Regions from separate parts of the Homo sapiens genome. Here region 1 is linked to region 2. A link is an interaction called in ENCODE POLR2A ChIA-PET data of the cell type or tissue named here. Cell type or tissue: OCI-LY7. All regions are shown on one strand. Each heading gives the region's core, and the rest is flanking DNA. Links, peaks and the distances in the headings are about the cores only.

What was found. ChIA-PET counts read pairs that join two places held together with the same protein. Peaks named below come from ENCODE experiments on the same cell type or tissue, not always from the same donor. Only the 100,000 strongest peaks of a DNase experiment are listed, where the experiment ranks them.
Region 1: POLR2A ChIA-PET joins it to region 2 with 16 read pairs; 3 of 35 experiments call an interaction of 5 or more read pairs at or near these places.

Annotation. Positions count from the first base shown.
Region 1 is chr1:233,378,828-233,391,883 of GRCh38, reverse strand. MAP3K21 (mitogen-activated protein kinase kinase kinase 21) reads right to left here. Exons shown (of 10, transcript NM_032435.3): 9 at 12,174-12,953; 10 at 6,736-9,579. The coding sequence ends at 9,173. Among named protein-coding and RNA genes, the nearest start is that of MAP3K21, 58 kb to the right of the region's middle. In OCI-LY7, for the core only: no CTCF peak of the experiment used is centred there; no DNase peak of the experiment used is centred there.
Region 2 is chr1:234,350,292-234,363,347 of GRCh38, reverse strand. It overlaps the pseudogene RPS15P2. Among named protein-coding and RNA genes, the nearest start is that of COA6, 17 kb to the left of the region's middle. RefSeq lists enhancers at 6,162-6,211, 6,232-6,341, 6,392-6,491, 6,532-6,651. In OCI-LY7, for the core only: a CTCF peak has its summit at 5,359; a DNase peak (open chromatin) is centred at 6,397; H3K4me3 peaks cover 2,263 bases; H3K27ac peaks cover 565 bases.

The DNA.
Region 1 (13,056 bases), core at 1,964-9,963, 970 kb after region 2:
CATCTTTATTTATTTATTTTTTAAACCTACTAAATCTTGGTAAAAACAGCAAGAGTCCATGACATTTGAGCTATGTTCTACTCCCTGTCTCCCTGCATACAACTCCTGAAATCCTTGCAATCTTCCTCACTACATCCCCACCCCCAATCCCAACTCAGCTTGGCAGAAACTCCACTCCAGACAGATTTGGACAAAAAGACAAAGCTGTTCCCTCAGCTCGCAACCATGGGATATGGTATTTCACTGGGTGACACAGGACACTAGCATTTCTTATCTCTTCCAACTCCACATTTAAGAGGCTAAATTTCTGGTGAGTGTGACCAAGAGGTCAAAGTCTCCTTTCCTCCATCCAGGCTCTACTCACAGGGTGGAGGCTCTATCCCAGGAAGAATCCTGGTTTCCCAACTGTCCTCACATGAGCTCACTTGGAGAGCAGAGATTCCACTCTGGGAGAGGCAAGCCAAGAAGATTAGAAGTTGCCATCCCACCCAACACTCAACATATGGCTCAAATATTTTGGCCAGAGGGAAAGATATTTCACAGGAACAGAGAGTTCCAAAGATGTCACCAAAGGAACTGATTTTATGTGAAAGTGTGGTGACGTGCAAGCCTCAGAACAGTCTCAAAAACCATGCTGTTCATTAAGAGCAACAAGCTAAACCATAGGCCATGGAGTTTATCAGAGAGAATTGTGAAAAAAGAAAGTTAACAGGACCCCTCCTGGGTCAGAACAAGCCTTAAAGATAGTCCCAAAACTACCCCTGCCTGAAATTAATTGGAGTAGACTGTGGAGCAAGATATGCCCCAGGGCATAAGCAAAAATAATAGAGCAATCAGCCAGCAATTACTTGGTGTGATGTCAAATGAAGCAGACAGCTTATCAGAGAGATCACGGAAAGAGACAGTTAAAGAGAGCTGTGCTAAAACCATGTCATCCCAGGGGGTTGTGTGCAAGGCCAAGCCTGAACCTTCTAAGGTGTGACACCAAAGGCTTCAAAGGCTTCACTTGGTGAAGGAAATAGATTTCTCTAAAATAGTCTAACAAATCACCATACAAATGAGCAAACAGCAACAAAAACAAGACCTGGAGAGAGGGTGAAGGGAATTAGTATCCACAGCTGCTACATTATACAGTTGACCCTTGAATAACATGAAGGTTAGGAGCAGCAATACCCAACACTCTTGAAAATCCACACAAGACTTTTGGCTTCTCAAAAACTTAACTACTAATAGCCTACTGTTGACTGGAAGCCTTATTGATAGTGTAAAAAGTCAATTAACACATATTGTGTATGTTATATGTATCTTATACTATATTCTTACAATAAAGTAAGCTAGAGGAAAATGTTATTAAGAAAATCATAAGGCAGAGAAAATGTCTTTACTATTCATTAAGTGGCAGTAGATCATCATAAAGGTCTTCATCCTTATAGTCTTCATGTTGAATAGGCTGGAAAGGAGGAGCAAGAGGAGCAGTTGGTCTTGCTGTGTCAGAGGTGGCAGAGGCGGAAGAGGTGGAGGAGGTGGAAGGGGAGGACGGAGAGGCAGGTGCACTAGGTATAACCTTTACTGAAAACTATCTGAGCTAAAATGGACCCACGCAGTTCAAACTTCTGTTGTTCAAGGGTCAACTGTATTACTGAATTGAAGAAAGAAATTCAATTTTTCCTACTGTGCACTCACAACATGCTTCTGACACCAGATGGAGCTTGGGGGGATTTTCTGACACATCAAGCAAGTAATCATTTCTGCAGCAGACACCAGATGTGTGTCCTCTAATTCAACCCAATTCTGCCACTATCTACTTGGAGATCAGATCCCATAGGTTGAGGGCTCAGTCTATCATACCTATCATCAGATCCCATAGGTTGAGGGCTCAGTCTCACAACATTGCTCTCTAATTTTGGTGCCAATAGCAAGCCCCAGGGTTTTTTTCACCTGTGCTTCTGACCTAGGAGCTATAAATCAGGGTTCCCAGGACCTCCTCCTTGGGTTCAATTAATTTGCTAGAGCTGCTCACAGAGCTTAGAAAAACACTTTTTGTTTACTGTAAAGGATATTACAAAAGAGAGAGATGAAGACATGTTTAAGGGGAGGTCAGGGGGGAGGCTTGTGGAGCTTCCATGCTCTCCCTGGGTTTGTCACCCTCCAGAAACCTCCACAAGTTCAGCTTTCTGGAAGCTCCCAAACTCTGTCCTTTTGGGATTATAAGGAGGCTTCATTACATAGGCATAATTGATTAAATCATTGACCACTGGCAACCAACTTAACCTTCAGCACTAGTTGAGGCTGAAAGCCTCAACCCTCTAATCATGCCTTGGTCTTTCCAGTGACCAGCCCCATCTTGAAGCCATCTAGGGGCTGACAGCCGCTAGTCAACTCATTAGCATACAAAAAGGCAGTTAACATTTTGGAGACTGCAAGGATTTTAAAAGTTGTATGCAGGGAGACAGGGATGAGGAACAAATATATATTTCACAATATCACAATTACCTAAACTGTTCAGTTTTCAGCAAAAAAATGTGAGTCATACAAAGAAACAGGAAAGCATAACCCATACACCAGGAGAAAAAGCAAACAAATAGCTTGTGAGAGGGCCCAGATTTCAGATTTAATAGCAAAGACTTCCAAGCAGCCATTATCAATTGTTCAATTTACTAGAGGAAAACATGTTTAAAGAAGTACAGGAAGGTCTGGTGACAATGTCTCATCAAATAGAGAAATACCAACACAGAGATAAAAAAAGAACCATATGGAAATCATGGAGGTGAAAATGTAATAGCCCAAATGAAAAATTTACTAATGTTTTGACACTAAATTTGAACTCAAGAATCAGAGTTTGAAGACAGATCAATACAGATCATATAATCTGGAAAAAAAAGAATGAATGAAAATAAGCAGAGCCACAGACAAATGCTGGATTCACTAGGTACACCAGCATGTGTAATGGGAGTAGCAGAAGAAGAGAGGAAAAGAAGAAGAAAAAAATATTTGAAGATATAATGGCTGAAAACTTCTCAAATGTGCTGAAAACATGGATCTACACATTCAAGAAATTCAACAAACTCCAAGAAGTATATATGCAAAGAGATCCATAACTAGATGTGTCATGGCAAAAATGCTAAGAGCCAAAAACAAAGAGAAAATATGGAATGCAGCACAAGAAAAATGACTTAGGACTTTTCACAAGCTAGCAACTCTGCATGGAGCATTCCTCATCCAGTGGACATCCTGGCTTCCTCAGACACTTCCCTGACACCTCCCACCCACCCAAGATTAGATGAACTCCTTTAATGCTATCAAAGCCCCAGTGACTTCACCTTTTTTTAACACTCCCTTCGCTTGTTGTCAGAATTGGCCGCATAGCTTGTGAGGCCCTGTGAAAGATAAAAATGAGGGCTCCCTCTTTAAAAATTATTAAGAATTTCAAGATGATGTTCACAGAGCATGAAAGTCAGGCTCAGGGACCATCTGAGTGTGAGGCTCTGTGTGACTGCACAAGTCACATGATGTCCATGCAGTTGCCCTGAGCACAGTTTCTCATTAAAACCATCCAGGCAGGGGACAAGCCTCATCTTCCTTGCTCTCCGCTACATCTGGTGTCTCTTTCGTGGTGCCTAACACAGTAGCCACTAAACGAGTTTGTCAGTGTGTGGAAGCTCCTCAATCTAAACTACTTACAGGAAGTCCTCACTTAACATTGTCTATAGGTATTTGGAAACTGTGACTTTAAGCAAAACAAGGTAACACAAAACCAATTTCACTACAGGTGAATTAATAAAAACAGCAGTTAAGTTCCTAGGGCATATTTCTGGTCACGAAAACACCACTAAATCGCTAAATAAAGACCCCAAACACTTCTAACACTAAACATTGAAATAAATGTTATCTATACATACATCTAAGATTAATGAAAACAATTTAAGGTAATTATATACCCAGTGATTCTGGTTCAGGGTCGCAGGTGGCCAGAGCCCATCCCAGCAGCTCAAGGCACAAGGTGGGAATCAACCCCATTCTATGGCAGGGCACACTCACACACCCACACTCTCACACTCAGACAATTGAGACACACCAGTTAACCTGGCATGCATGTCTTTGGGATGTGGGAGGAAACCAGAGTCCCTGGAGAAAACCCACGCAGACATGGGGAGAAAGTGCACACCCCACAGACAGCAGCCCTGGCTGGGAATCAAATTTTTTTCCTCGTTAATATTATAACAGAATGACATTGAATGAAAAAATGTTATGTGTGGACCTGCTATATTTTGCTTGGTTGTAAAAACAATAGCTAGTTTTGTTGTTGTTGTTGTTTGTTTGTTGTTTGTTTTTGAGATGGAGTCTTGCTCTGTTGCCCAGGCTGGAGTGCAGTGGCACAATCTCGGCTCACTGCGAGCTCCACCTCCTGGGTTCATGCCATTCTCCTGCCTCAGCCTCCCGAGTAGCTGGGACTACAGGCGCCTGCCACCACAAACAATAGCTAGTTTTTGTTCCACTCTCTGGTACCGATTACATTGTTTCATTCACAAATACTTCATCTTTCACTATGTTTCAGCATGTTGATCTTTGCAGAAGTAAAGAATAGAGACAGCTTAAGCCCAATTAAATTATTTTATGTGTATATTGCAGTTCTTACATAATTTCACCATATTTATTGTCTTAGTCCATCTGGGCTGTTATAACAAAATAACATAAAGTAGGTGGCTTCTAAACAACACACATTTGTTGCTCACAGTTCTGGAGGCTGGGAAGTCCAAGATGATGGTGCTGGCAGACTCTGTGTCTGCTGTGGGCCTGTTTCCTAGTGTATATATAGCAGTTTCTCACTGTGTCCTCACATGGTGTAAAGGGATAACAGCTTCCTTCAGGCCTCTTTTAAAACAGCATTAACCCCATTCATGAGAATTCATGATCTAATTACCTCCCACCTCTTAATTCCAAAACTTTGATGGTTACGATTTCAACATAGGAATTTTGAGGGACATATTCAGACCATGGCATTTATGAACCTATTGAACAGAATACCTCATTTCTCTGAGTTGATCTATCAGATATGCATATTTTACTCCTTTCTATTGCATTTTCCATTGTATTAAGTGTTATTAGCTAATAGTGTTTTATTTTTAAATAAGTACTGTGAAAGTTAATAATACAAATTGGGCAATTCTTGTCATACATACTCAGTTAAATCAGAACTGAGGGGCCAGAGAGGAAAACATACGTGGGGGACATAGCACCTACTCCACGAATGTATTTTCTCCAAGCCCAGCTGCTGAAATGGCCTGCTGTCACCCCAGGGCCAGTTTTACCTGGTAGCTGCTGAAGCAACAATTTGTGACTCTAAGACTTGTTTTAATTCCTGCCATGACTCACCAACCAGAGCTTGCCAGAGTCCAAAAGCTTCTCTAGTGCCAATGAGCTTTCTTTCAAAACAATATGTAACAATTCTTTAATAAAACTCCTGTCTCTTTGTTCTTTGGACATACTGAAGATCACCTGGTCTCTGTGTATGTCCTGAATTGCAATTCTTGCTTCCTAAATAAAATGTTTCAAATTTCAATATTTATCTCTATATCTTATTTAACTTCAATGGTACTCATACATTTTTAGACTTTTGACTTTTTGATGAGAGAGAAACTACCTTAGCTTTAGATAACATTTACAAAGCTCATTTGCAAGATGTCCTCATCTTCTACACCATGCTTACAACTATTAACCACAGGTGTGAACAGGTAGATGGTGATCACTTGACTCAGACTGGGTCTTTGGAAATTTACCAAACCTTTCTGTGTCTGTTTCATATCTAATGCGATAGGAGTAGTATTACTTATCTCACAGTTTGTTTTTTTTTTTTTTTTTTTTTGAGATTAAGTCTCACTCTGTCACCAGGCTGGAGTGCAATGGTGCGATCCCGGCTGACTGCAACCTCTGCCTCCCAGATTCAAGCAATTCTTCTGCCTCAGCCTCCTGAGTAACTTGGATTACAGGCGGGCACCATCATGCCAGACTAATTTTTTGTATTTTTAGTAAAGAAGGGGTTTCACCATGTTGGCCAGGATGGTCTCGATCTCTTGACCTCTTGATCCGCCCACCTCAGGTTCCCAAAGTGCTGGGATTACAGGCGTGAGCCACCATGCCTGGCTTTCTCTCACAATTTTTATTAAAGAGAATTACAGGAGTTGTCTTCTATAGGCACCTAGGAGGGTTCCCCATACTTAACAGATATTCAATGCACATTACGTTTTGCTCCCTCCCATGTGGTGGGGTAATGCTATGATCTCCATGAAGTCCTGCGATCTGCTTTCCTCATTCACTCAAGCTTTTATCACTTAGTAAGAATTTCTACATGTTAAGTGGTGTTTGAAATTCCTCTGATTTAAACATAAAATTAAACAATAAAATCAACATGTCTCCTTAATCACTGAGATTTTTTTCTCATACTCATTTCACTCTGCAAAAGTGTGTCTTCTGAAAAGCTGGACTTGCAAAACGCTCACCATGAAATATAACTTTTCAATGCATATGTAAACCAAAAAAATTTGAAATAAAACATTTCATTCTACCTTTTTTGATGTATTTAATTGAATGACTCATTTAGTGATTTTCAGTTTAATATATTTAGCAGGTTAATACCTGGCTTATTAAACAATAATCTTTATTAACACAATTTTTCTTATTGAATACAAAATAAACCATTGCAAACTATAGTCACAATAATCAAGAGAGGATCAAAGCTACTGAGCAAATAGACCAGCTATAAAAGTTTATTAAAAAAATAGACAACATATGTAAACATATTTTTCAGTCACAAGGCTTCATAATACAGCACATTAGGCCCAGGCCTTAAATCTCTGCAGTGAGAGTACCTTAATTTTTTACTAACAGTAATTGACTTATCTTTCAGTGAACATTAAGCCTACACAAAAATAAATAACCAGATTCTGCTAAGTTTACTAACACAGAAAATTGCAAATGTACAATAGATTGCAGCAAAAGTTAACTATCTGCAGTAACATGTGAGATTGAATTGTTATATTACAATTATTTTAATACAGCTTCATTTTGAAATTCATCATAATGTAGAGTTGACTAAAATAAAGCTAAAGGGGAATAATAACAGAGATAAACAAACACCCAGATCACATACACTCCCCAACACACACATGCAAACACACATTTACTAATATGCATGCACACACACACACGCCAACATACATGCACACACATACAGGGATGTTTTGGTAGAAGTAAAACTGAGGACATAGTTTCCATCCTTTTTCTTTCATGTATTGATGATTTTAGGTATATATTTCTCTACCCTTAAGCTGGAAGCTACGTGTTCCAAAAGGACTGAACACAAAGCAATCATAGTTTCAAATGTGATAACATTTTGGGAAAACCAAATCTCTGTTACATAATTCAATAACCACACAAAGTGAAGCCGAATCATAGAACAGATGATAAAACAAGAAAACGTATTAAGTATCTGAGACTTTGCTGCAAGAATCCAGAATGCAAGATCGTTTTCCTTAGGGCAAAACTTACCATGTTAATACAATCCTTTCATACTGTTTCTCATCTGCTGGATATACCTGTTAGGCAACCACAATGCTGCAAAATTGCCAAATAATATGATTTTCCTTTTCTTCTATTATAGGTGAGATATTTTATCACACAATTGAATTTATTTTAAATTGCTGACATTTCAGTTATTCAGTAAACCTTAAGCAAGGTGCAATTTTAAATGAAATATCAAGCAATGTTTTTAATTTAGTTTTTCATTGTTTGGAAAAATTTAAATGTCGATTGTCTGTCTTCTGAAGAGCCACATTCTAGAGACAGAAGGGAAGCACAATACATTTAACATAAGAAACCAAGGCAAATTTACCAAGCTCTCGGGTAGCCATTTCTGCACCAATAACTCTGGATTTGTATCATATATGTATGACCATAAAAGTGATTCATAGATAATTTTATTATTTAAATCCTGATCTGCTATTCAAAGATCCATTTCTGAAAATAATTCATAATATAGTTGTCGTTTCCACCATATGAGCTTATTTCAACAGATGTCTAACATTTATCCACAATTAAATGAAATGTGAAATAACAACAACATACTTAACTTCTAATAGTACTGTACTGCTGTTCCTTGAGTTGTCAGTGTCTTTGGGATTATTAGGATAATTATGCACTCAAATAGAGAAAATAAAATTAAGACACATGACTGTTTACAGTACATGATATCTGTGAAGAGCTAGGTATCTGTAACAATTTTTAAAAGTTCTACTGGAGAATGAAAAAGCTTTCCACTTCTGAATATCAAATAAAGGGCTACTGATGGAGGAAGAATGTTTTCTATAGGAAAAACCTAAAGATTAGCCTCACTCAAGGGGCACACCATGTGGTCTCAGTCAAATGGCAAGGACTGAACTTTGAACATCTATTTTGGAGTTCTAATGAATAAAATGCTTATAACTTATATTCAGTAAAGCTTTTATAAGTTACATTCCGTATAATTTCCTCAGAGAGAAATATCATTGCATAATTTAAGTGAGAACTGGACATATGCATTATCGGCCCACAGCCAAGGTTAGGTAGTTTAAACAGGACTTTATATCTATTCCAGTCGTCAGACTTTTAAGACCTTTACTTACTAATATCACATTATTCTTGCCAAGAAACTAAAGCTCTTTCTTGGCTTTTTGTTGCAAAAATGACAATTAAGAAAAGAAACTACAAGAAAAAAAAACAAGAAACAAGACAAGAAAAAGGAAAGAAAGGAAAAAAGAAAAAAAAGGAAGGAAAGAAACAAAAATAGTGAAGCTCATTACAATTTCTGTTGTGTGCAAATGGACAAAGGCATAAATGAGAACAAAAACATTAACATTGTGCTGAAGGTAATTCGACCCAGCATAGTTTTCATTGGTGCACATCTCTTGTTTTACACTTTTGTGTATTCCAAGTTATAAGAAAAGAATCCAGAGGAAAAACAATAGACATGGCTAACAGCAATCATATACATTTTTTGAGAAGCTGGATATATCTTACTAATTTAGGAACATGGCCACAGCTTTTGAAAACACAGCAGCATGAAACAGTTCAAAGGTAGATACATTGTGTTCATTTGTTCACCTTAAAAAAATGCTTAAACAACAGTAAGGCACTTAGTTTAAGACAGGAATTCTTTCTCCAGTTCATATATAGATGGCCGGCTGGTTTTGCTCCTCATTCTGCACAGTGGCACAGTGTAGTCCCTGCTCTGACCTTCCACGTCAGCATCCAGTAATGAAGGCACATGGGATTTAGTTCTCTCCTTGGCAGCGAGGAATTGGGTGGGATGTGGTCCTGGGCGACCCACTACACAGGCAGTCTGTGCCAGCTGAGACACTGCTGTCTGTGGGTAAGCCTGAGGCAGATCTGAGCGGCTTCTCAGGGAGGCAGGGCGACGCTGAGGCACGATGTGGACAGTGCTGTGCTTCTTGGGTGAGACCTCCCTTGGCAGATGACTGTGAGGAGCAGGTGAGGGGCAGAGTGGCAGTGCAGAGGCTCCAGTGGCTGAGATAATAGTTGCACCAGCTGGTTGAGAAAGCCAAAACAGTATGCAGTTAGAAAGAAAATGAGTTCTAAAACAATGAATATCAAGAAAAATAATTATGATGGCAATTCAACAAAGTGATAGCTTTAAAATGAGCTTCAACAAAAAACATGCATTCACAGGCATGATCATAGCACACTGCAGCCTCGAACTCTTGGCCTTAAGGACCAAGGAACTCTGCCTTAGCCTCTAGAGTAGCTGGGACCACAGGCATGTGCCACCACACCTGGCTGAAGTCCTGCAAGTTTGCAAAGAGTACTTCAACCTATGGAAATTATATTTGTAAACAGAGCTAAATAATCCTCACAGTGCTTAGGCCAATAAAAATTATGAGTCATTATAATGATATTATAACGGTAGCTTTCAAAATGGACTAGACTGGAATAAATTTAAGAGGTTTAAAAATGATGGTCAACATGATTAAACTTCACTGTAGATTATGATTTGACAAAACTGATGAAAATGGAAAAGCAGTTAGACTTTTACACGTCACCTCTTTTCTTGTTTGTACTGAAGAACTGAATAATGTTATTACCACTTTAGCAAATAATTATTGGCTTATAAGTTAGAGAAAAATATGCTTTCATATGGGATTACTGTGCTAGAATTTCTCCTTGTGCAATTATAAATTACCAATACTTATTGACCTACAGAAAGATAATAAACCAATTTATCTAAAGGCAATGAACAATAATATAGAAAATATCATATCCAGATATAATATTTAAAAAGAAGTAAAGGAAAAGATAAAAAGGATGAAAGCAGTTTGTCTTAATATAGCTTTATAACCAATGCTAGCATAGCATTTTACAATTTAGAAAGCATTTTTTGTATATATTACCTCACTTAATATTCATGACAGGTATATAAGGTTATTGCAATTATGTTCACATACAAAATAAATAATACTCAAGCTCTACAGAGCACTTAGTGTGCCATCTGACTTTTACCACGATCTCAATTGTACAGATTAGGTAAGTATAGTATTAGGTATGTATATTGTTACTGTCCCCATTTTATAGATGAAGAAACTGAGGCACAAAATGTTTAAGTGATTCGCCCAAATTCACTCAGCATATAAGCAGAGATATGAGCCCAGCTAGCTTCCATACTATTAACCATGACACTACAATGCTTTTTAAGACATTCAAACAAGAAAGCAGTCTACGTAATTTCCCCAGCATCACAAACTTACCAAATAGTACAACTAGAACTTGAACCTTTGTTCTATGACTCAAAATCCCCCATTCTTCCAAAGTACCCATATTATCTCCTCAAATGTCAGTATTTCAGTGCCACTTAACCCCAGAAATCTCAAAGCTGAGTACATTCTAGCACATGATAGCATGATCCAGTCACATCAATACTCACTGAATTTTAGGAATGGAAAAAATACCGCAGTGAGGAGGAGTGAGACACTGTGATACAGCAGAAGGATCCCGGGTTTAAATTCTGACACCACTACTTCCTAATTGTGTGACCTTGAATAACATTAATTTTCCGTAAGTTTGAATTCTCTTGCATATAATAGAGTTGCCATAAAAACTAAGAGACAATTTATGTCCAAGTGCTTTAACATCTATAAAGTGCTGTGGAAATACCACTGGTTGCCTTCTGCCCAAGCCCCTCTTGTTGAATAGACTAAAAAACTATTTAAAAATTTGATTTTCTTTTCTTTCAGAGATTCCACATCTGGACATAAACCTCATGGAACTGTCTGGTATAACATACATCAACAGGGTAATACTTGCTGTCATGGGGTGAACTGTGTCCCCACAAAATTCCTAAGCAGAAGCCCTAACCCTCTGTCCCTCAGATGTCACTGTATGTGGAATAGGGTCTGTACAGAGGTGATTAAGGTAAAATGAGGTCATTAGGGTGGGCCCTAATCCAATGTGACTGATGTCCTAAAAAGAGATTAGGACACAGATGATTAGGACACAGATGCACTCAGAGTGAAGACTGTGTGAGAACACAGGGAGAAAACGGCCGTCTAGAAGTCAAGGAGCCAGGCTGAGCTCAGAAGGAACCAACCCTTCAGACACCTTGATCTGACTTCCAGCCTCTGGAACTGCTGGACAATGAGTTTGTGCTGAACATCTCTCCATGCTGTGGCACTCTGTTATGGCAGCCCTAGCAGGCTGATCACCTGCTACACACAGTCCCAACAGAAACAGAACAATGACATGTACAGCAGTGGAGGAGACAAGGCCCGCAGGGAGGCGAGAGGCCAGTTTCAGTTCCAGCCCTCCCACTCATCCGTGGTTCTAACTGGGGCAGCTGGCTTGTCTTTCCCGTAACGTGAGGGGGCTGGGTGGTTATTCTCCATGTGTTCTTTCTGCTTTGATATGCTATTATAGGTTTCAGTTACTGAAATTCAATTACACTTTTCCCAGAATCCAAATCATAGTTAAAATCAAATAAGAGAAGGGTAAGGTTCAAAGATCTACATGAACAGTAAAAACAAATTATTAAATGTCATCACCAGGAAAAGATAAAATCATAAATCCATACTGTTTCACATACTAATCTCTACAGCAGTGTTTTATGCTTTTACCTAATTAATGCAACCTACTTGGGGTCGGATTTCCATCAGACATGGTCCGTCTGTGATGTGACGGTCTATGTTTTGAAGAAGCACAGTAAGGTACATTCCCACATGTCTGCTGTAGGAAGGAAGACGGCAAGTTTCTTGATACACTACAATCAGTGTCAAGTCTTGGCATGAGGGCTGGCTCACGACCACTTCCTGGGGCAGTGGGACAAAAATCCGGAGTGAGCATCTCAGAGTCACAAGTGACAGGTGCACTGTCCACCAGTGGATCTTCACTGTCCATCTGCAGCAGGCACTTTGTGGAGAAAGAAGGTGTGGAGAGGATGCCCAGGGCACTTGACAGTGGCAGGGAGGGTGGGCTGCTGGCCTCCCCACAGGTGGATGGCAGGCTTGTGGGAGGACTGGCGCTTCTGCGGGACTTGGAAGCCCGCTGGAAGATTCCCTCTCGTTTCTTCTTCTCTTCCTTGGGCAACGGTTCTTCAGCAGCCTGTGCTTTATGAAGCTCTCTGAGGTCCAGTCCCAGAGCCACCGATGCCAGAAGGACGGTGCACCCATACAGAGCTGACTCCGTTTTCTTTCTCTGGGGGGATCTACTCAGACTATTCGTAGGAGTCATCTCAATGGAGACTGTGGCAGCATTCGCAGAGGCTGCCTCCTCCCAGCTTTCAGCTTCTGCAGGATTCTCTCTCTGAGCATCTTTCCCAAGAGGTAGATCAATGTAGGCCTGACTAGGCAATTTTATTTGTTTTGGTTTTCTGTGTTCTAATCCATCAGGGGAAAGTTTTGGCTCTTCACAGGACCCTAAATAAAGGTATAAGTACATACACTGTAGTATCATTTTACAGCAAAAGTCATTTAAACAAGATTGTAAAATAAAGCTAAAATATAATAAATACATATTTTA
Region 2 (13,056 bases), core at 1,777-9,776:
TTACTCTCTTGCCGGGCTGGAGTGCAGTGGCACAATCTTGGCTCACTGCAACCTCCACCTCCGGAGTTCAGGTGATTCCCCAGCCTCAGTCTCCCAAGTAGCTAGGCCTACAGGCACACGCCACCATGCCCGGCTAATTTTTATTTTGTATTTTAGTAGACACGGAGTTTCAACATGTTGGCCAAAATGGTCTCGATCTCCTGACCTCGTGATCCGCCCACCTTGGCCTCCCAAAGTGCTGAGATTACAGGCGTGAGCCACCTCGCCCAGCTGAGAATCTCTGTTCTTAATGGATGATTGTAACCTATTTTCATTTACAAGGATTACAGTTGCATCCGAAATTATTCCAGTCTGACCAGGCCTGTTTCTGGTAGGTGGGAAAAGAGTATAAATGAGAACCCATGCCTCGTATGCTTGGTACTTAAAAGTTATGAATCAAGCTGAAAATAAAATGATTTTTCCTGTACCTTGACAAGTGTACCTTCATAACAGCAACATTTAAAAAGATGTATAAAGGTATGGTTTTTATAAAGTTGCCAAAATGTCAAAGATGGCTGAATTTAATTATTATTACAGTCCTGTTGATGAATCAGCAATATTTGATTCAGCAACAAAATAATCTATTCAAAAGTATGTATTCTGTAAAATGTATCTTTCTTGCCTTTGTTTCAGCAAAATTGTTAACTACGTTGTTAAAAGAAAGAGTTTCTAGATCCTGAGGTAGAACTTAGGCAAAAAATAAAATATAAAAAACAGAAGGAGTTTCACATAATTTGTATACAGATCTAAAAGAATTAAGAAGTAAATATAATTGTGTTCAAATTACACCAAATATATATTTATAAAAAATGTAAATTAAAGTAAATGTAAAGAATTTTTAAAAAGTTATTTTTACATATTTTCATGATGTGGTTATGCTCAAGTATTCAAACTTATCTATTAAAATCTATAAGGCAAAACCAGTGATAATCAAGGTCTATGAAACAATAAATCATTATTATTATAATGAGTTGAGTTTTTATTTAATTTTCTAAACATTTAATTACATACTTACTAAATGTGTTTGTAAAAAATATTTACAAGTTTAGTGTACAAAGTTTGGCTGTCAGTATAACAAATTGGTATCATGTCTCACTCTAGACCTTTAAGCATACATCTTTAAGAGTATTATGAATTGTTTAATAATAAAAATGTGGTTGGGCACTGTGGCTCATGCCTCTAATCCCAGTGCTTTGGGAGGTCAAGGCGGGCAGGTCACTTGAGGTCAGGAGTTCGAGACCAGCCTGACCAACATGGTGAAGCCCTGTCTCTACCAAAAGAATACAAAAATTAGCTGGGCATGGTCGTGCATGTCTGTTGTCCCAGCAAATCAGGAGGCTGAAGTGGGAGAATCTCTTGAACCTGGGAGGCGGAGGTTGCAGTGAGCCGAGATCACGCCACTGCACTCCACCCTGGGCAAGAGAGCGAGACCCCTTTTAAAAAAAAAAAATTGCAAACTGTTCTGCAATTTCTGAGAGCAACTATTATGAACATCACACTAATTTGTAAGTACCTCCAGAACCATGAATTGGACAAAAATGGGTGCTTGCCATTCCTGGGAAAATATATTTTGTCATACAGGAGTCTGTTACATTCGTGCTACCTGAGAAGAAAGAGCTCACAAGTTAAATTTTCTTTTCTGTTACCAAAGCACTTCTGCCACGCAAGTCCTCCCTGCAAGCCAAAGAATCTACATACTGACATTAACACTGATACTACATGAAAGTTTCATGGTATTTGGACATAGTTCCTGTTGTTTCAAGGTCCTAGGCCAGTCATGAGAGTTGATATTTAGGATTGTTACACATTGTAATGCCTACATGACCTAGGTGAATTTCTATCCTGTCTTAACCCTGCTTATCTTTAGGAAACAGGATGCCTGAGGTCTGAATTTCCCCCTTGTGATCTAACTTACTAAGACTGGATCCAAGATGGCAGCTCACTTGACCTCTGAAGAACCTCTAACTTCATTATAGTCTAATGTCCATGCTAAACGACTCTCCCACCAGTGCCATGACAGTTGACAATCACCCTGACAACAGCCAGAGGAAACCATGAAAGGACAAAAAGGAAAGCGCACTCTGGTTTTGAGCGGTTCTCTGCCCATTCCCAGAAAAGACATGAATATTCCTCCTCTTGCTCTTAATGCTTAACCCCTTCATTAAAGATGCCCTATATTTGTGATATACTCACTTGCAAGAGCTATGAAATTGATTTGTGAGCCAAGCTCCCACTTCTCAATTCTATGGCCATCGAACGAAACCTGAACTGCTTGATGCTCACTTTTGTTTTTGTGTATTGGCTTCTGAACTGAACAGAGAAAGACCCCATTTTGGAAAGACAGACTTTGTCAGTAATAGGATCTCCCATTCAGAGCTGAAGGCTAGATCCCATATGATAAAGCAATTTGTTCTTGCTCTTGTTTTATGCTATCTTTTGAAAACATTAATTACACCTTATTTTAGTTCTCTTATGTTCTTTTAATTTATAATTTATTCCTTTTCCTTAGATGGTAGTGCCTCTGACTTTTTGGTTTAATGTCTTCATTCATAGTGTTGATCTTGCTTAAATGCTCGGTAAATTTTGTGGTCTATCTGTTCATGCTTGTGATTGCTAAATTATGTTTTATTTAGTACCGTCTCTCTTTTTGTAGAGAAAGGATGGGAATTGCTCAGAACTGCCTGCTTTATGTTTTCATTTTAGTATGAGTTTTTTCTGGAGTTATGTAGAGCAAATGGTTCCTACTCTTGCTAACACTTTCACCTGTGTATGTGTTAAGTTGCAGTCTTTATTTGCTGTCTTCCCATAAGTAAAATCCCATCTCCTTTCTATCCTAAAGAATTCCTCAACATTTCTGATCCTCTATTTCCAGGACTTGAAGTGGGAGAGGAAGTAGGTACTTAATCTTAATCTAATCTCTTTCCTTTTCTTTTCTTTTTTTTTGAGATAGAGTCTCACTCTGTCACCCATGCTGGAGTGCAATGGTGCTATCTCGGCTCACTGCAACCTCCACCCACCGGGTTCAAAGGATTCTCCTGCCTCAGCCTCCTGAGTAGCTGGGACTACAGGCGTGTGCCACCACACCTGGCTAATTTTAGTATGTTTAGTAGAGATGAGGTTTTACTATGTTGGCCAGGTGGTCTCGAACTCCTGACCTCAAGTGATCCACCTGCCTCAGCCTCCCAAAGTGCTGGGATTATAGGCGTGAGCCATTGTGCCCGGCCTCTTTCCTTACTTTTCCAAAACACTTTAAGAAATACCATAGTGGAGCAAAACAATAATGTTTACAGAAAACGCAACTGCACAAACATAGATGCCTCTCAAAATTAACCCTGTGATGAGTGATAGCAACACTCCGTAGGCTTCAGGTCAGTCCCTCTCCTTCTTAATGTTCACCTCCCACCTGACTCCCAGCCTATCCCTCATAGCAGCCAATATTCTATTATTTCCCACCATAACATAAGATGAAGCCATACTTTCGACCAGTTTGTCCCCTTTCCAGCCATGAGAGACCTAAGATTTGAGCTTTTTTGTCTCTTTAGGCCTGAGGATGTATAGAGATTACTCAGGTTCCAGGGTGAGGAATGTGCTGTTATTGGCATAGTAAATGAGACTTCAACACACTACAGGTGAAGCCCCTTCCCACCATTAGCCCACACTAGAGCAATTCTTTAAGCATTCAATAATCAGAACCCACATAGAATGTTAATTGCCTCACATCTGGTAACCAGAGAGTTATTCTGTCCTCTGGATAGTGTACCCTATGTTTTTATTAGCTTTTAGTGCCCACGATATTTGCACTTATTCTACTTACAGCAGCTACAACCCTAAGATGTGATTTTTCATTCATCCTGTTCCCCTGAAATGATTTTGGTTTGGCCACGAACAGAGGACTTCACATATATCATTTATTTATTTGTTTCATGAATACTTTTAAGAATGCAGTCTGCATAATGGAAACAGTTCCTGCCTTTAAGAGACTTGGAAGTTAATAAGAGGACTGACCAAGGTCACCAAGACATCCAATATGAGGCAGTGGTGTGAGATAGGTGGCACTCGAGGGCAGACTTGGTGCTTATTTGATTTTGGGGGACTGGGAACTTCTTCATGAAGGAAGTAACTTTTGAGTTGAGCCAAACAGGATGAATAGGATGTTCAGAAACAGGTGGGAGACAGGCCGGCACCATCTTAGCCTGTTCAGGCTGCAGTAACAATACCATAAACTGTGATATGATTTGGCTCTGTGTCTCCACCCAAATCTCCTGTTGAATTGTGATCTGAACGTTGGAGGTGGGGCCTGGTGGGAGATGATTGGATCGATGGTTTCTTATGATTTAGCACCATCTCCCTAGTGCTATCTTGTGGCAGAGTTCTCACAAGATCTGGTTATTTAAAAGTGTGCAGCACTTCCCCCTTTACTCTTTCTCTCTCTCCTGCCACCACCTGAAAACACGCTTGCTTCCCTTTTGCCTTCTGCCACGACTGTAAGTTTCCTGAGGCCTCCCTAGTCATGCCTCCTGTACAGCCTGTGGAACTGTGAGTCAATTAAACCTTTCTTTCTTTATAAATTACCCAGTCTTAGGTAGTTCTTAATAGCAGTGTAGGAAAGACTAATACAAACTGGGTGGCTTATAAAAAATCAAAAATTATTTCTCAGAGTTCTGGAGGCTGGTAAGTCCAAGGTCAAGGAGCTGGCAGATTTGGTGTCTGTTGAGAGCCTGCTTCCTGGTTCCTGTGTCCTCAGAAGGTGGAAGAGGCAAGGGAGCTCTCTGGGGTCTCCTGTATAAGGGCACGAATTCCATACATGAGGACTCCACCCTCATGAACTAATTATCTCCCAAAGGCTTTACCTCCAATCCAAATGCCCTCACATTGGGGATTACATTGGGCATATGAATTTGGGGTTGGGGAACACAAACATTCAGTCTATAGCAAGAAGAAACAGGTAGTACGGTAGGGGCAAGATCTGGGAACAAGAAGAAGCTCAGATAAAGAGATGGGCATCTGTAGGGTAGTGGTGGGAGATACCAAAAAAATCCAGACAAGGTTCTAATGTAGAGGGTACTCAATGCCATGCTGAGACATGAGGGCATTCAGTGGTCAGCAACAGAAAGCCACTGAAAGTAATTAAGCAGGAGAATAACATGCTTAAATATCTTGTTTATTATAGCCCATCATCTCAGTCTGAGCTCCTTTTGATCTTGAGTCTGTCATTCAAACTATGGAATTATCTCTTCTAGCACTGCCACCCCCTGCAGGTTTGATAGACATCTTCAATTATGCTTTTCTAACTAGACTATCAAAGCATACAAAATTCATAGCCCTCATCATATCCCTAACAGTGACTTCCCTCCAGGTTGGTGATTATTAAGAATCTTTGGGCTATGCTTATCTAACCACAGAACTCCCATGTATAATGGCATCCAGTCCATAGTTTTCAATGATAGTAGCAGATATTATTGATTACTTACTATGTAGTCAGTACACATGATTTACATTCATTATCTTATTTAAACCTTTCACCAAGCCTCAGGGATGAGGCTCTTGACACTTACTGTGAGTTCCTTGAAATTGCAGTGACTTTCCTGTCCCAGACATTTGAATCATCATTCTATGTTTTGAAGCTTGATTGAAAACTAAATACATTATGAATTTTATCAAATAAATCCTTCATAAAACCTTCAGGTATTTGTACCCCCTTTAATATCCACTTGGTTAGTAGGAAGAGTTGTAGAATTCACAAGCTCAATTAGAGACTTCATTTTTTGCTTGTGTTTTTTGAGGTTATATGAAACGTTTTAAATGTGACCTGGGAGAAGAGTGAAATAGAGTTTTAACTTAACCAGGATGCATGATTTTAAAAATCGAAGTAGGCCTGAATTTCCTGAAAATTTTAAAATAATCTAGTAGTGCCAGCATGAACCTTAGTCACTTAGGCAATAGAGAAGGTTTTCATGGAAATCCATTGGTCTGTTTTAAATAAATACCTTGAATATTAATAGTATAAAAGAGCATTATCTAAGTAATACTGAAGCTTATTATCAGCTGAAACTTTCTTGATCATGATGGTTAGCCATTTACGCTCACATCTGTTAACAATGGTGATTGCTTTCATCAGGAAAACAACCTTTAGATATGCAAATAGCTCTTTCTGAGGATCCGGCAAGATGGCAGAAGTAGAGCAGAAGAAGAAGCGGACCTTCCGCAAGTTCACCTACCGCGGCGTGGACCTGGACCAGCTGCTGGACATGTCCTACGAACAGCTGATGCAGCTGTACAGTGCGCGCCAGCGGCGGCGGCTGAACCGGGGCCTGCGGCGGAAGCGGCACTACCTGCTGAAGCGCCTGCGCAAGGCCAAGAAGGAGGCGCCGCCCATGGAGAAGCCGGAAGTGGTGAAGACGCACCTGAGGGACGTGATCATCCTGCCCGAGGTGGTGGGCAGCATGGTGGGCGTCCACAACGGCAAGACCTTCAACCAGGTGGAGGTCAAGCCCGAGATGATTGGCCACTACCTGGGCGAGTTCTCCATCACCTACAAGCCCGTAAAGCAATGCCGGTCCGGCATCGGCGCCACCCACTCCTTCTGCTTCATCCCTCTCAAGTAGTGGCTCAGCTAATAAAGGCGCACATGGTTCCAAAAAAAAAAAAAAAAAGATATGCAAATAAGTGTGGTAGCTAATATTCTGTCTCCTTTCCTTCACACCTCATAGATTTTCAATCCCCAGATGTATTTTCATCTTTAGAGAAATCAAAGGTGTGTTTCCTAATTATGTTATACTTTTGCATTAAGTTTAATGAGTTAAATTATAAAACTTTTTCCATTTATACCAGTGGGGTTAGTAAATGGGCCTCTGGCTAGGGGCTATTATAGCCCCTAGGCTATTATCTCATGATCTTCCAAGTACCAGAGATGGGTAGTGTAATGAAGGGCCTGGGGTCTGGTTCAGGACATGCTTTCTATTTTACTGAAGAGTTCTCAGAACAGAGTGTGCTCTGCTTTCTCTGGTTGCTCTGGGGATTTCTGTTCACTAAAATTGTTGCCTAACATTACACTAATGACTGTTCCTTAAGAGCTGATTCTTAAGAAGGTAGGGCATGACCTATAGATTTCCTCGCAGACTTGGTACAATTCACAGGAAATAAACATAGAGAGGTGAATTACTTGTCAAAAATTACATTGCTACTAAATGGCAGATCCAGGATTTGAACCCCTAAGGTCTATTATAGAAAATGTGATATATTATCTTGTGTGGTACTCTGGGGAGAGGCCATGTTTACTTGGTAGGGACTTTGTCTCTTCTGTTTGGCCTTCGATTTCCTATCTAAAGTAAATGTGCTCTAAGTGTCAGCAAAGATAATCGGGCTTAATGGTGGAGCAGAAAGTTGGCCAAATATAGCAAATGTCATTATATGAAGGAAGAGCTCATTAAGTCTCACTCAGCTATCTTTCAATAGGCAGAGGGCTTTTGGAAAGAAGGCCACCTTGTTTGGAATTAAGTTTTATTTTTATCATAGTAGTCTATGTATAAAGTTTATTTCATTTTTTATTTCTTTATTATTTTATTTTTATTTATTTTTTGAGACAGAGTCTCGCTCTGTCTCCCATGCTAGAGTGCAGTGGTGCAATTTTGGCTCACTGCAACCTCCATATCTGGGGTTCAAGCAATTCTCATGCCTCAGCCTCCTGAGTAGCTGGGACTATGGGCATGCACCACCACGCCTAGCTAATGTTTGTATTTTTAATAGAGATGGGGTTTTGCCATGTTGGCCAGGCTGGTCTCGAACTCCTGGACTCAAGTGATCTGCCTGCCTCAGCCTCCCTAATGTCGGGATTACAGGCATGAGCCACCACGCCTGGCCACAAAGTTTATTTTAAATCGAAGAGGTCTACGAGGATTTTATGAAAGCCAATAGTCTATCCCCTATTTCACCCAATTTTCAACTCTTCCATTTTCCTTACCTCCACATTTCTATATAGAATATTTCTTAACTTTTCAAGTTTAGAGAACATATATTGACTTCCTACCATGTTAATGATATGATAAATACACATTTATTATTTACTTTATACCAAGTATTTTTATCAGTACATTATATATAGATATAAACTCATTTTATCTTTATGATAACTCTTTGAAGTAAGTAGTATCATCTTCATTTTCCAGATGCAGAAACTGAAGTACAAAGAAGTTGAGTAACTTACCTAAGATCATACAGCTAGTAGGTGTCCTGGGATGTGAAAAAAGGCAATTTGGCTAGGAAGTCCAAATTTTAAGCCATTTTTCTGTGCACCTGCCCTCCATTCCGGTTTACATTCTCTTCCTAACTACATTTCCTACATTCCTCTAATTTAATTTTGGTATGATTTTTGGTTAAATTAATTGTTATTCTTTACATTATTATGGTTATACCAATGCAGTGCACTGCCGAGCCATGTAATGTACTACTTGTATGTTTTCTTTCTTTTTTCTCCTTCCTTTTTCCTGTGATTGATACTAGCCTTTTTGAGGGCCTGAATTTTTATCTACCTATTGTTAATGCTTTTCAATTATTTCACTGTTTCTCCCATGTGTATATTAACAATATGTTTCTATTCAGTCAAATATCAATTGTATGTCTTTATTTCCTGGAAACTTCTTCCTTCTGCTTCAGTATGTAATGCTTGCTCTTTGTAAAAATTTCATTGGGAGACTTCCCTTTGTGTCAGATATCCTCTTTCCTGGATCCCATGTCATCTTCTTTCTTGTTTTAATTCATTGTTTTGGTAGAACATATTTTCCAGTCTTCTTTTGGAAGGGTACATAGCGGGTATTTGAGCCCTTGAATATCTGAAAACATCTTTATCCTGTCCTTGTGCTTGATTGAGAGTTTAGCTGGCTCTAGAATTCTAAGCTGAAAATAATTTTCCCCCAGAATTTTGAAGGCATTTGATTATTTGTCCTCTGGCTTCTGATGCTGCTATTGAGAAATATGAAGCCATTCTGACTAATAATTTGTAAGTATTCTCTACTTATCTTTCTGGAAGTTTTCAGGATCTTCTTTGGTATTCTGAAACTTCACAGTGACATCCCCTAATATGAGTCTCTTCCATATCTTTAGCTAGTGTGAGTATTGGTGAGTATTTTTAATCTAGAGTCTCATGTCATTTGGTTCTGAGAAATTTCTTCCTCTCTCTTTTCTCTGTTCTGTATTTCTTGAACTATTAGTAGGATGTTGGATTTATTGGATTGATCCACTATTTTTTTCTTGTATTCCATCTCTTCTAATTTTGTCTTCAAGGAGATTTAAACAAATTTTTAAAATTTCTTCAGCTGCAAGTAACAAAGACTGAACGTCATGCGTTAAGCAAGATAGAAGTTTGTATCTCTCCCTTATGTAAAAGTTCAGAGGTAGGTTGTCCATTGTTGCTATGCCAACTCTACTCCATGAAGGGATTCAGTCAGGCTCCTTTTATCCCCAAGTTTACCTCATGGTGTATACCAGTTATCTTTTTAAGAAAGTCTCTACAAGTTGCCACAAAGTACTTTTACTCACATTTCAACAAGTAGTCACAAAGCCACAACTTGCTGCAAGGAGAGTGGAAAATGTAGCCTTTATTTTGGGTGGCTAGGAGGTTAGCAAAAAGTTCAAGGAGGATTACTTGGAAAAAGGTAAGAGCATATCTCAGACCTGCCATTTCTCATTGATTCTGTCATATTTTCTACAGTGATGATCATGTTATCCGAGAATATAGACAGGTTTACTTTTTCCTTTCAATGTGGATACTTTTTATTTCTTTTTCCTAGCTTATTGCAACAGCTAAAACCTCTAGTACAATGTCTAACAGGAGTGTTGAGTGTCATCCTTTTCTTGTTTCTGATTGTTGGTGGAAAGCATTCAATCTTTCACCATTAAGTAATATTAATTATAGGCTTTTTGTAGATGCCATTTATTAGGTTGATCCTTTTATTCCTACTTTTCTGAGAGATTTCATACATGGATATGGGCTTTTGTCAAAAGATTTTGTGTGTGTGTCTATTGATCATATGGTTTTCTTTTTAGTTTGGTAATATAGTGAGTTACATTGATTTATTTTATTATTTTTTATTTTTTGAGACAGAGTCTTGCTCTGTCACTCAGGCTAAAGTGCAGTGGTGCGACCTTGGCTCACTGCAACCTCTGCCTTCTGGGTTCAAGTGATTCTCCTGCATCAGCCTCCCGAATAGCTGGGACTACAGGTGTGTGCCACCCTGCCTAGCTAATTTTTGGTAGGGACAGTCTTTGACTATGTTGGCTAGGCTGGTCTCGAACTCTTGACCTCAAGTGATCTGCCCACCTTGGCCTCCCAAAGTGCTGGGATCACAGGAGTGAGCCACCGCGCCTGGCCTGGTTGATTTTTAAATGTTACACCAGCCTTGCATTCCTGAGATAAACCCCATTTGGTCAGGGTATATTATCCATTTTAGATGATATTCTTGAATTCAGTTTGCTAAACAATTATTTAGTATGTTTGCATTCACTTTCATGAGATACATTGTTTCGTAGTTTCTTTTCTTGCGATATCTTTGCCTAGTGTGGTATCAGGATAATGCTGGACTCTTTATGAATTGAGAATTATTCCACCTTTTCAGTTTTCTGAAACAGTTTATGTATAGTTGGTATTATTTCTTTCTTAAATATTTGGTAGAATTTATCAGTGAAGCCTTCTGAATCTGAAATTTTCTTTGTGGGAAATCTTTTAATTACAAATTTAATTTCTTTAATAGATATAGTGCTATTCAGGTTATGTATTCCCTCCTAGGTGAGCTTTGCAGTTTGTGTCTTTCAAGGAATTTGTCTATTTCATCTAACTTGTCAAATTTATTGACATAAATTTGTTCATAATACTCCCTTATCACCATTTTAATATCTGTGGAATCTATAGTGATATCACATCTCTCATTTCTGATATTGGCAACTTGTAATTTCTCTCTTTTTTTTTGTTAGTCTGGCTAGAGGTTTATCAATTTTATTGACCTGCTCACTGACCAGTTTTTGGTTTAGCTGATTTTCTATTTTATTTATTTCCACTTTGATCTTTATTATTTCCCTATTCTGCTTACTTTGGGTTTAATTTTTTGTTTCCCAGTTTTTAAAAAATTGAGGCTGTGGTCAATGATCTATCTTCTTTTTCTAATCTAGTACTTTAGTGCCAACATTTTCTAAGTAACGTTTCGGTTGTATTTCTCAAATTTTGATATACTGTATTTTATTTTCATTCAGTTAAAATGCTTTTTAATTTCTGTTTTGATTTCTTCTTTGATTTATGGGTTGCTTGAAAGTGTGTTGTTTAGGTTCCAAATATTTGCGGATTTTCCAGAGATCATTATGTTATTGATTTCTAATTAAATTCAATTGTAGAATGCTTACATTCTGTTTTATAGCTCAGAATATGGTCTGGTAAATGTTTAATGTATACTCAAAAGCAATGTTTATTCTTCTGTTGTTGGGTCAAGTGTTCTATAAATATCAAGCAATTCAAGTTGGCTGATAGTGTTGCCAAATTTTCTATATCCTTGTTGATTTTCTATTCTAAATTATTGATGGAGTAGTATTGAAATCTCTGACTATAATTGTGTATTGGTCTATTTTTATTTGTAGGTCTGTTATTTTTTACGTCATGTATTTTTAAACTGTCATTAGGAGCGTGTTTAGGATTGTTACATTCTTTTGATTAATTAACAACTTTATAATTATGAAATTACCTTCTTTATCTGTGATAATATTCTTTGCTTCGAAATCAACTTTTTTGATATTAATAAGGCTCACTCTAGCTTTCTTTTGATTAATATTACCATAGTATATTGTTTTATTTTAACTGACTTATGTGTTTATATTTAAAATGCATTTCTTGTAGGATAAGTATAGTTGGGCTTATCTTTAATCCAATTTGAAAACCTCTTTTACTTGAGGTAAACCTCTTTTACTTTGACTACTTATACTTTATGTTGATTATCTGTATGGTTAGGTTTAAATCTATGATCTTAAAATTTGGTTTTTGTTTGTCTCATTTGTTCTTTTTTACCTCTTTTTGCCTTATTTTGGATTATTGAATATTTTTATAATTTATTGCTCATTTACTGGCTCTTTGTTTTTTTTCATTTCAGTGGTTGCTTTAGAAATTATAGCATACCTTTTTAATTTACCACATTCTATCTTTAATTAATCCTACATCAATTCATGTATAGTATAAGAACCTTACAACCTTACTTTGACCTGATCAGTGGTCATGTAAATGGAATTATACAGTATGTGCTATTTTACGTCTGACTTCTTTTGCTCATAATGATTCTTATGAAAGTCATCTATGTTGTTAAATGTATCAGTAGTTTATTCTTTTGTATTGTTTGGTAATATCCCATTGTATGAATCCACCTTAGTATGTGTATCTGTTTATCGATAATGAATATGTGGGCTGTTTTCCGTCTTTAGCATTTGTAAATAAGCTACTATGAACATTTTTCTATAGGCCTTTTTGTAGACATATGCATTCATTTTCTTCTAGATATATACCTAGGAGTAGAATTTCCAGGTCATAAATAAGTGTGTATCTAACTTTATTAGAAACTGCCAAACAGTTTTATGAGATGGTTTTATCATTTTATACTGTGGATATTGGAGAGTTCACATCCTTATCAAAACTTGGTATTCTCAGTATTTTTTAATTCAGCCATTCTGGGAGGATAATAGTATATTACCATGGTTTTAATTTTTATGTTTTCCTGGTGACTAATGATGGTAAGCTCCCTTTTTATAAAATGTACAACCTTCTCTTTGTTCTTCAGACATACTAAGGCCACCCGGTCTATGTGCCCCAAATTGCAATTATTCCGTCCCAAATAAAATGTTTTAAATTTAGAGATTCATCTCTATATTTTATTTGACTTCAGTAAGTATAAGTTTGCATATATTCACAAATATAGTATCAGATATTCACAAATATAATATAATATATTTTTCACTATGTTGCCCAGGCTGGTCTCAAACTCCTGAGCTCAA